Regions from separate parts of the Homo sapiens genome. Here region 1 is linked to region 2. Evidence: chromatin loops called from intact Hi-C (ENCODE). Cell type or tissue: mammary epithelial cell. All regions are shown on one strand. Each heading gives the region's core, and the rest is flanking DNA. Links, peaks and the distances in the headings are about the cores only. Region 1 overlaps CAMTA1 (calmodulin binding transcription activator 1). Region 2 overlaps PARK7 (Parkinsonism associated deglycase).

Region 1 (5,369 bases), core at 309-5,308, 310 kb after region 2:
CCAGGGGGGAGGACCCCACCCTCAGGAACCTCCCAGGGCGCCCAGGGGCAGGAGAGCATCGGAAGGGCTGGGGTACTCCCTGACTCCCCGTTCCGACCAGCCTGGGGCTGCTGCAGAAAGTGGAGGAGGAGGGTGGCCTCATGTCCGGGGCCCGGGCAGTCCTGCTTCATGGCCATTGTCCTGCTTAGTGATGAGAGAGGGAGGTGCGAGGTGGACGGCACCTTGGAGGTCCCCTACTTACGGCTTAGCCGAGGAGAGGGGCTGGTCACTGAGTAGAGGGAGGCTCTCCCTGGGGATGAGGAAGGTAGGGGTGCCGGCCTCCCGGACTCTCCTGGCTAACCTTGGGTGGACCCACCCCAGAGGCGCCATCCACCCCACCCCCAAACCAGTAAACACCTTTCCCTGCAGTGGGGCGGAGAGCTGCTAGGTCAGGGCGGAGAGCACCACCTAGTGTCCAGGCTGGAGAAGGCCGCCAGGCAGGCTGGAGCCTGGGAGGTGGGGGTGAGGAGCTGCTGTGAGCCCACCTTCCCCACTGCTCCAGGCCAGAGAAGTGATTCCCTACCCCCCAACTCCGTGCCAACCAGATGCTCCCTACTGGTCAGTCACTCATTCTTGCTTGGCCTCTCCTGGGCCCTGGCCCACCCCTGCCCTGGAGGAAGCCCCGGCCTCTACAAGGAGCCTGCCCTAGGCGCCCCACAATGTTCCTGGAACCCAGGCCTGGCCCAGGGCATCTGCAGCAGGAGTGAGTGTTTCCAGGGATGAGGTGGAAGTAGCTCCTCCCATTGCCCAGCCAGGAAAAGAGACTTCTTCCACGGAAGGGGCTCTCCCAGGCTGGAAAGCATATTCCACCCCTGCTCTTGCATGAGCCTGGCTCTGGCCTGGGAGGTCACTTTACTGCTACGGCAGCAGAGAGAGCTCAGGACCGAGAAACAAAAGCAGGAGGCCTGCTCCTGCGCCTCAGTAGCTGTGTGTCCTCAGGCAAGTGGCCCAGCCTCTCTGGGTGGCATCTCCTTGCTAGGGGCCCTTCTGACCACAGCATCCCTTGTTCTGATGCCCAGGGATATTTGCAGCTCCGTGGAAGTGGCGGGGCATTGGGGGGAGTGGGTGCCTGGCTGAGAAGAGTGCCGGCGGACAGGTGGAGCCTGACTTTGGGATGTCTGGAAGCACCAGAAGGCCAGCTCAGGGCACCATCCCCCAGGATCCTGGGAAGTGGAAGAGCAGTGACTTCAAAAGGCCACAGACAGTTACCATGTGAGAAAAAGGGAAAAAATAATAACCGCAATCAACAGCTGCTAGCATGAGGCTGGGGCTGCTGCCGGGAACAAAGAACTGCAGAAATTACTGGAGAACATCAGGACCTTCTCCATGGAAACCGCCGCAGGACAGCTCAGCATCCATCCATTCAAGGGATGGTTCCCATGGCAACAGCCCGCCTGGCTGCGCTGAACTGGTGGTGACGCGCGTGCCTGAGGCTGTAATTGCAGGCTCTTCTGCTGCTGCAGCAGGAGTGTCAGTGGTGGGAGATGACGCAGGAGGGTTTTGGGGGTGGGGAGGGGGCACGAAATGCCATCTGAGGTCTCTGAGTCCTGAGATAAAGGGCCCATGTCTGATGCAGCCAGGGCAGATGCTGGGGCATAGGGGGACGCCTCTGGGGTGTGTGGTGGGTGTGTGTGTGTGTGTGTGTGTGTGTGTGTGTGTGTGTGTGTGTTGGTGACCAGCTGCAGCTGGAGGTGAAGGGGTGGACAGAGATAGGAGAAATGGGAGCAGCCTGTGGGAGGGAGGGCCACTCAGAGAAGAGACAGCAGGATGGCCCCGGCCATCGCATTCCTGCTAGGTAGATGCATTGAGGTTTAGAGCTGGGTGGGGGTGCTGAGTAACCGTTTAGCCAAACCCCATTTTGCAGACTGGGAAGTAGGGCCCAGGCCGACGAGCCTGCCTGTAGAGCCCTCCCTGAGCTTGGCAGAACCTGGCCAGATTGGACTCCTGATGCAGTCAGTGCACAGACAGGCTGGCAGGGAGGGGACAGGACGAGGGCCAGACAAAGGGAGAGAAGTGTCAAGAGAGAAGGTGCTCTCTCCTGTAGAACCCAGGATGGGGGCACCCCTGCTGTGGTGTGGAGACAGTGGCCTGGGTAGGAGAGGACAGCAAGGAGGAAGGGGCCCTTCACAACCTCTGAGGCCTCACTGTGTGGCCAGGTGGGGCCCCAAAGGGCCTAGCTGGGTGGCTTATGCGCATTTTCCAAATCAAGCTGAATTTCAGCAGCTTTTGGTTGTGGGTAACTGGAAGCATTGAGGGCTTCTGGAAAAGCAAGGCTGGCCGCTCCCTCTGCTGGGCTGCCAGGCTGCCAGGCTGCCATTGCGTTCCTGTTCCTGGGCCGCCCTCGTGTGGCGAGCTGCTGAACTGCAGGCCCAGAAAGGACAGAAGGAGTCAGGCCTGCTAATGTCCCACTCGCCAGGACACCCAGGAGGCTGGGGTGTGGGTCTGCACCCAGCCCAGGGCCTGTCTGACAGGCCAGGACCTCGGGAAAAGAGGGGACCCTCCTCCCACCTCCTGGCTTCTGCAAGACATTAAGGGCTCCAGGGCGCCTCTAAGTGTCCCGAGGACCAAATCTCCCAGGTCCTAGGACTGGGAGTGCCTCGAGGCCACCCCCTCTCAGCCATTTACACGTAAGGAAACTGAGCCCCAGAGAGTCAGGTCTCAAGGAGCCAGGACCAGAAGACAGCTCTGACCGTCCCCCCGCACCCTGATCCTGGCCTCCTCCCTGTCCCTTTGCATCGCTTTCTTAAGCCCAGGGTCAGGGGGCACGGGGAAGATGCCCAACTGGCCTTCATGGGGTGGGGTGGGGGGTGTGGTGGGCACTCCGAAGGTGCCATTGAGCTCAGAGTCACTGATAAGATTAGGAGGTCAGGGCCGGGTGTGGTGGCTCATGCCCGAAATCCCAGCACTTTGGGAGGCTGAGGTGGGCGGATCACTGGAGGCCAGGAGGTCAAGACCAGCCTGGGAAACATGGTGAAACCCCGTCTCTACTAAAAATACAAAAATTAGCTGGATGCAGCAGGGTGTGTCTGTAACCCCAGCTACTCGGCAGGCTGAGGCAGGAGAATCGCTTGAACCTGGGAGGCGGAGGTTTCAGTGAGCCGAGATGGCGCCATTGCACTCCAGCCTGGGCAAAAAGAGTGAAATTCCTTCTCAAAAACAAAACAAAACAAAACAAAACAAAACAACAACAGCAGGGGGGTCAGAAACACGGTCACACCAACCTATACCAAGAGGAAGCCCAGTCTGATCCTTCCGGGCTCTTCCTATCGGGGATGGGAGAGCTGGGGGTGTCTGTACACAGATTTTCTTAGCTTTGCCAGCGGGGAAGAAGGGTGAGGAAGTATGAGCCCCCTTCTTTGGTGTTCTCCAGCCGAGTGGGCCGTGGGCAGCCACCTCCCAGGCAGTGTCCAATCAGGGCCCGTGGTGCATGTGCTGGTCCCTGAGCACCCAGATGGGCTGGGTAGAGGTCAGGATGCACGTGCTTGTCTGCACTAGGTTATTTAGGGAAAGCCTGGGCCACTCTGTCCCCTTCCTGTGCTATTCTGCTCTACAGAAAAAGCAGAGATTCCTCTACTGCTTGTGTCCCTCAGGCAAGATGCTTTGGTCTTTGGAGTAGTGGTTCTCAAAGTCAGATCCCCGGGAGCTGAGGCGGCCTGGGGGCTGGGGGAGGGTGCACGTTGGAATCCTGCGTCCTATGACCTGTGTGGAATTTTGCAGAAGGCCAGGTTTACTTAAGAAGGATCTTCAGGATGACTCTTCAGAAGCTGTGCCCTGTTCAGTTTTGAGAGAGATTTTTGGTTTTTGGTTTTGTTTGGCTTAGAGAAGTAGGGTGAAGGCAGTGGATGTAGACGATCTATGATGGTGACTTTTTCTTTCTTTTTTTTTTTTTTAAGACAGTTTCATTCTTGTCGCCCAGGCTGGAGTGCAGTGGCGTGATCTCGACTCACTGCAACCTCCACCTCCCGGGTTCAAGCGATTCTCCTGCCTCAGCCTCCCGAGTAGCTGGGATTACAGGCACGTGCCACTACGCCCAGTTAATTTTTTGTATTTTTAGTAGAGACGGGGTTTCACCATGTTGGCCAGGCTAGTCTCGAACTCCTGACCTCAGGTGATCCACCCACCTTGGCCTCCCAAAGTGCTGGGATTATGGGCATGAGCCACTGAGCCCGGCCAATGGTGACTTTTGAATTTTTTTAAGCAACCCTGGGACCCCTTTTCAAAAAAAAAGCAAAGCAAAACATAGATGGACTCAACACATAAATTGAGAAACGGCAGACGACTCTGGCTGGAGCTGGGGGAGCATTTTGCTTCCAAGGATACCCTGACTTTCTCTCTTTTTTTTTGAGACAGGGTTTCACTCTGTCATCCGGACTGGAGTGCAGTGGTACAACCACAGCTCACTGCAGCCTCAACCTCTTGGGCTCAAGTGCTCCTCCGGACTCAGCCTCCAGAATAGCTGGGACCATAGGCAGGCCCCACCACACCTGGCTTATTTTTTTAATATTTTGTTGAAACCAGTTCTCACTACGTTGCCCAGGTTGGTTTGGAACTCCTTGGCTCAGATGATCCTCCTGCCTCGGCCTCCCAAAGTTCTGGGATTACAGGTTTGAGCCATGGCACCCGGCCAAAGACCCCCTGACTTTAAAGCTACTTGCCCCAGTGAAGTTTGAGAACCACTGCGTGAAAGACGGAGGTGTTCAAGCGCCGTGGGGACACAAGGAGGGGAAAGCATCATCTTTGTGGTCCAGAGCTTCCTCTGAAGGGCAGCCACAGGCATCCCTTAGCTGCAGGGTGGCGCAGGGGCTGGCGAGGTGGGTGGGAGGGGAGGTGACAGGTGGTGGCAGCGGCGGCAGCTTACCTCTGGGTAAGACCACTCTGGGGAGTAGTCGGTCACCATGAACACCCGTCCGCTCTGCTGCAGCATGCCTAGGGTGCCCTGGGCCGAGGCGGCCGAGACCACCTCGGCGACGTGCATGTAGGCCATGGTGCTGGCCCCGCCCTCCGAGCTGCTCAGCTGCAGGCTACCCTGCTGGGGGCTACAGCAGGGGAGGCACATCTCTGCCTGGGTGAAGGGGGCCCGCGCCCCGTCCTCTGACTGTGAGAGCGCCGTGCTGTCCCCCGACACCAGCTGGTGCCCATAGATGGTGCTGCTGCCCCCCTCCACGGAGATGAAGTCGTTGATCAGGTCGGAGAACTGGTTGCTGAAGGAGATGTCAAAGTGGTCCAGGCTGAGCTCCATGTTGGAGGCGTTGCCGAGGCTGGGCTGGGCCACGGGGTAGAGTCCCTGCACCACGTTGCCCGGGAGGATGGGGACGCCGCCGGCGCTTCGG
Region 2 (5,369 bases), core at 278-5,277:
GTAACTTTACTTCCAAAACCTATTTCATGAGCCAACAGAGCAGTAGGACCTAAGAATAAAAATAAAAAGATCTAAGTGCAGATATAGAAAAGCCCATGTTTAAAAAATCGCAATAGTGCCTGGCACAGTGGCTCATGCCTGTAATCCCAGCAATTGGGGAGGCCTAGGTAGAAAAATTGCTTGAGCCCAGGAATTCAACATCAGCCTGGGCAACACAGACCCCTTCTCTAACAACAACAAAAACTGCAACAGCAAAGTATTCTTCAAAATCAAGAGGCTCTTACCAAACATACAGCTACGATTCTGAAATGAAACACTTCCTAGTATGAGAGATAAAGTATGTTTATAACAAACGATTTGCTGAGCACATCTGGCAAAAGCACAGAAACTCAAAATACTTCAATAACCATTTACTCAAGAAGATTTACCTTGATACCAGCAGAGCATACACAGATAAACAAAATGTGCTCACCTCTCTCACCTTCCCCATCCCCAGAACAGGGACCACATATACCAGGAGTCCAAAGGAGGGGGAGGATCACTGGGGCGGGCTCAACTTCTTACCTCACTCTTAGTAAAAGGAAAGATTTAGTTACATGCTAAAGGCAACTGGTACTCTCTGAACTTCTGGATTTTATTGCTCTTTTGTAATCTTATTTTCTACTTGAAAATGGGAAATTAGGCCGGGCACGGTGGCTCATGCCTGTATTCCCAGCACTTTGGGAGGCCAAGGCGGCTGGATCATGAGGTCAGGAGATCAAGACCATCCTGGCTAACACGCTGGAACCCTGTCTCTACTAAAAATACAAAAAATTAGCTGTGCGTGGTGGCGGGCGCCTGTAGTCCCAGCTACTCGGGAGGCTGAGGCAGGAGAATGGGGTGAACCCGGGAGGCAGAGCTTTCAGTGAGCCAAGATCGTGCCACTGCACTCCAGCCTGGGCGACAGAGCGAGACTCTGTCTCAAAATAAATAAAAAATAAATAAATAAAATGGGAAATTAACACTCGTTCATCCACCTATCCACCCAAGTATGCCAGGTGGTAGGATTAAAATGGACAGCACACTGTCCTTGAAGGAGATAGCCTGTGAAGTGCCTGGAAGTGTGAGATATAAAGGCACTAGCATCACGTGATGAAAGCTACTTAAGCAAAGAACCACATGGAAGTGTCAGTTGATGAAGTCTTTCCAAATTGGCAGGTCCTAACTTGAGATTTTTATTTAAATGTATTCACTGAAAACGGCCAACTTCAGGGAGGGTCACAAGCATATTGCGTATGTAATGGTCCTAAATAAGGATTAAAAACAAAGATTTTATATACCTTTCATTGTTATTTCATCTTAAAGCTTTTTACAAAGTATTCATTCTACCTTTTTCCTCTAAGCCACACATATAAACATTCTTTCTAAGGCCTCACATGACACTTAGAAGGATACGTTTCAGAACAGCACCTTGATCTTGGAAACACTTAAGGTGCCCTGGATGGCTAAGATCCTGTGGCACAGTTTGTACACTTTTAGTGTCAGCAAACCTGAGAGGTCTTGGTCTTACTGTCCTTTCATTTTTCAACAAGACTCCAAGGAAGGAATTATATAATATACCCACAAGCTACTCAGACCGTAGCTGTTACAAACAGGAAGATCACACAAATACTACCTAATTACATAAGCTTTCTGCCTAATATCAGCTGTCAGTTTCAGACCAAGTCCTGATTTATAGCTCTTAAATCAAAAGCCTCAAATGTCTCTTCTCCACGTTATTTTTACACACAAGACAGCTATGTATGGTAGCAAATTTTAGAAGTCCGTAAGAATTGAATAATTATCAATTTTTATTTGAATGGATTTATAAATTGTTTTTAATTTTTATTTGGTAAGAATTTAAGAAGAAATTCCTACATCATCTTGCATTTTAAAGTAAACTTTAATAGATGATAGCACAGTGAGGAAAGTGATCGGTGAACGAGAATTTTTAGGCTGCTCCCTTCAAGGTGGTAATAAAATCACTGCTACGATGTGAATAAATTTATGTTACAGTTGGATTCAGGAATTTACTGATGTCTTTCATACTTATCAGGTAAGCTCATAATCACTGCTTTCTGGGGCGTCAGAACCCTATTTGGAATACTGGAGAAGAGACGTTTCACTCTCCCAGGACCTGGGATTCTGATGGATGAAAACGCTCTGTACTCTGCACTACAGTGCAGAGGGCGCAGCTGACCATGTCCCCTTCTGCAGCCAACAGCACCACCCTGTGGTAACATGCAAAATGACCACCTCTGCCAACTCCCCAGCTCCTCCAGGTGGCCAAGACCTTGCTTCCAGAGGCCTCATTCCTAGACCTGGGCATCTCAGCTGACAACTGTCCACTCCTCCAACTCCACACTTCCTCCCCCTCCCCTACTCAAAGTAAATATCATTTAATTTTCTTCTCAACATAGACTCCCTTCCAATTTGCGTTCCTCATTCACTCAATATTAAGGACTAGGCTAATATTCTTTGTGTTCAAAATGTTTCCAATCCCTAACTGCAACACTTCAGAATAATCTTGGCTGGGTGCGGTGGCTCACGCCTGTAATCCTAGCACTTTGGGAGGCCAAGGTGGGCGGATCACGAGATCAGGAGTTCGAGACCAGCCTGGCTAACATGGTGAAACCCCGTCTCTACCAAAAATACAAAAATTAGCTGGGCATGGTGGCAGGTGCCTGTAATTCTAGCTACTCGGGAGCCTGAGGCAGGAGAATCGCTTGAACCTGGGAGGTGGAGGTTGCAGTGAGCCGAAATTGCACCACTGCACTCCAGCTTGGGCAACAAGAGCAAAGCTCCCATTTCAACAAAAAAAAAAAAAAAAAAGAATCTTATTTTTCTGTTTGCCAATTTAAAAGATCCAAATCTCTTCCATCACTCCTCTGTTCCATTCCCATAACCCTCATCTCAATTAGCTCAGCTCATCATCACATTTTTTCCTATTTCTGGTGTAGTGCCCACAACAGTGGTGCAGGATATTCAATGGTATAAACACACTGCTAGTGTGTTTTCTATTTTTACTGTTTTTTATATAATTTTTTTTTTTTTGAGATGGAGTCTCACTCTGTCGCCCAGGCTGGAGAGCAGTGGCGCAATCTCGGCTCACTGCAAGCTCTGCCCCCCAGGTTCACACCATTCTCCTGCCTCAGCCTCCCGAGTAGCTGGGACTACAGGCACCCGCCACCACGCCTGGCTAATTTTTTGTATTTTTAGGAGAGACAGGGTTTCACCGTGTTAGCCAGGATGGTCTCGATCTCCTGACCTTGTGATCCGCACGCCTCGGCCTCCCAAAGTGCTGGGATTACAGGTGTGAGCCACCGCCCTTGGCCTATTTTTACTTTTTTTTTTTAAGAGACCAAGTCTTGCTCTGTCCTTTAGGCTCAAGTGCAGTGGTGTGATCACCACATCTCAATGTAACCTCAAATTCCTGGGCTCAAAGTGATCCTCCCACCTCAGCCTCCTGAGTAGCTGGGACTACAAGTGTGCACCACCACACCAGGCTGATTTTTTAAAATATTTTTTTGTAGAGGTCGGTGGGGGGGTCTCACTATGTTGCCCAGGCTGGTCTTGAACTCCTGGGTTCAAGTGATCCTCCCACCTCAGTCTCCCAAAGTGCTAGGATTACAGCTATGAGCCACCACAGCCAGCCTGTTTATTTTTTAATGTTGATTTAAAGTACTATAAGGCCCATGCTTCTTAGCATGGCATTCCATCTAGCCTCAGCACAAAACAGTAAGCCAAATGTGGTTGATTTTTTTTTTTTTTTTTTGAAACGAAGTCTTGCTCTGTCGCTCAGGCTGGAGTGCAGTGGCACGATCTCGGCTCACTGCAATCTCCGCCTCCCGGGTTCAAGCGATTCTCCTGCCTCAGCCTCCCAAGTAGCTAGGACGACAGGCATGCGCCACCATGCCCTGCTAATTTTTGTTATTTTTATTTTTATTATTTTATTTTATTTATTTTTTGAGACGGAGTTTCACTCTTGTTGCCCAGGCTGGAGTGCAATGGCGCAATCTTGGCTCACTGCAACCTCCACTTCCCAGGTTCAAGCGATTCTCCTGCCTCAGCCTCCCAAGCAGCTGGGATTACAGGCACGCGCCACCACGCCTGGCTAATTTCTGTATTTTTAGTAGAGATGGGGTTTCACCATGGTGGCCAGGCTGGTTTCGAACTCCTGACCTTAAGTGATTTTGCTACTTTTGTGGCACAGGACAAACTGACATGTGGTTTTTACTTTCAGCAGAATCATAAGGAAACAAACTCAGCCCAAACTCTTTCTTCCTTTGGTCAAAGAATCTAGGACTGAGGCTTGCTTCACAGCAGCAGAGCCAAAGAAAACCAAACTCAAGGATCTGTGACTTTCTCTCCAAAGAGGGGAGCAGCTGCTTGGGCTGCAGTGACTGCAGTGCCCTTTGGCAGAGATAATTACCTGAGCCTCAGGGCAGGTCAAAAGGCTAGTGGTGACTCTTGTAGTAAGCCCACGTACAAGACCTGCCAGGGTGGTCAACCTCTGTGGTTCTTCCCAGCCCCTAATGCCACGGTTCTCAAACATTTAGGTCTTAGAATCCCTTTAGCTTTTATGTGGGTTATATCTATGAACATCTGCCATATTAAAAATTATTACTTTTTTTTGAGACAGTCTTGCTGTGTCACCCAGGCTGGAGTGCAGTGGCGTAATCGCGGCTCACTGCAACCTCCGCCGCCCGGGTTCAATAGATTCTCCTGCCTCAGCCTCCTGATAGCTGGGATTACAGGAATGCATCACCATACCCAGCTAACTGCCCAGCTAACTTTTGTATTTTTAGTAGAGACGGGGTTTCACCATGTTAGCCAGGCTGGTTTCGAACTCCTGACCTCAAGTGATCCTCCCACCTCAGCCTCCCGAGTAGCTGGGATTACAGGCGTGCACCACCATGCCCAGCTAACTTTTGTATTTTTAGTAGAAACGGGATTTCACCACGTTTGCCAGGCTGGTTTTGAACTCCTGACCTCAAACGATCTGCCCACCTCAGCTTCCCAAAGTGCTGAGATTACAGGCATGCGCCACTGTGCCACGCCAATTACTTTTAATGGCAAAAACCACAATTACTTTTACATCAACCTAATAAAACTGGGAAATTTTTAAAACACAATAATAAATTCTCAGATGATGGTATCATCCTACTCTGATGTCACTCCTGAAAGACTGAGAAGAAAAAAGGCGAATAACATTTTGTTTGAAAGACATGGTGTCACTCTGCTGCCCAGGCTGGAGTGCAATCATAGCTCACTGCAGCCTCTAACTCTTGCCTTCAAGCGATCCTCCCATCTCAGCCTCCTGAGTAGCTGGGACTACATGCATGCAGTAC

What was found. A loop is a pair of places that touch in the nucleus more often than their neighbours do. Peaks named below come from ENCODE experiments on the same cell type or tissue, not always from the same donor. Only the 100,000 strongest peaks of a DNase experiment are listed, where the experiment ranks them.
Region 1: it touches region 2 in a loop (18-fold over the local background); 7 of 110 quality-filtered maps call a loop at or near these places.

The regions. Positions count from the first base shown.
Region 1 is chr1:7,664,728-7,670,096 of GRCh38, reverse strand. It overlaps CAMTA1 (calmodulin binding transcription activator 1), which reads right to left. Exons shown (of 23, transcript NM_015215.4): 9 at 4,898-5,369. Among named protein-coding and RNA genes, the nearest start is that of VAMP3, 100 kb to the left of the region's middle. RefSeq lists enhancers at 72-918, 2,087-2,276. In mammary epithelial cell, for the core only: CTCF peaks have their summits at 445 (motif pointing left) and 2,376 (motif pointing left); a DNase peak (open chromatin) is centred at 2,386; H3K4me3 peaks cover 51 bases.
Region 2 is chr1:7,972,332-7,977,700 of GRCh38, reverse strand. It overlaps PARK7 (Parkinsonism associated deglycase), which reads right to left. Exons shown (of 7, transcript NM_007262.5): 6 at 1-49. Among named protein-coding and RNA genes, the nearest start is that of PARK7, 13 kb to the right of the region's middle. In mammary epithelial cell, for the core only: a CTCF peak has its summit at 2,252 (motif pointing left); a DNase peak (open chromatin) is centred at 2,250.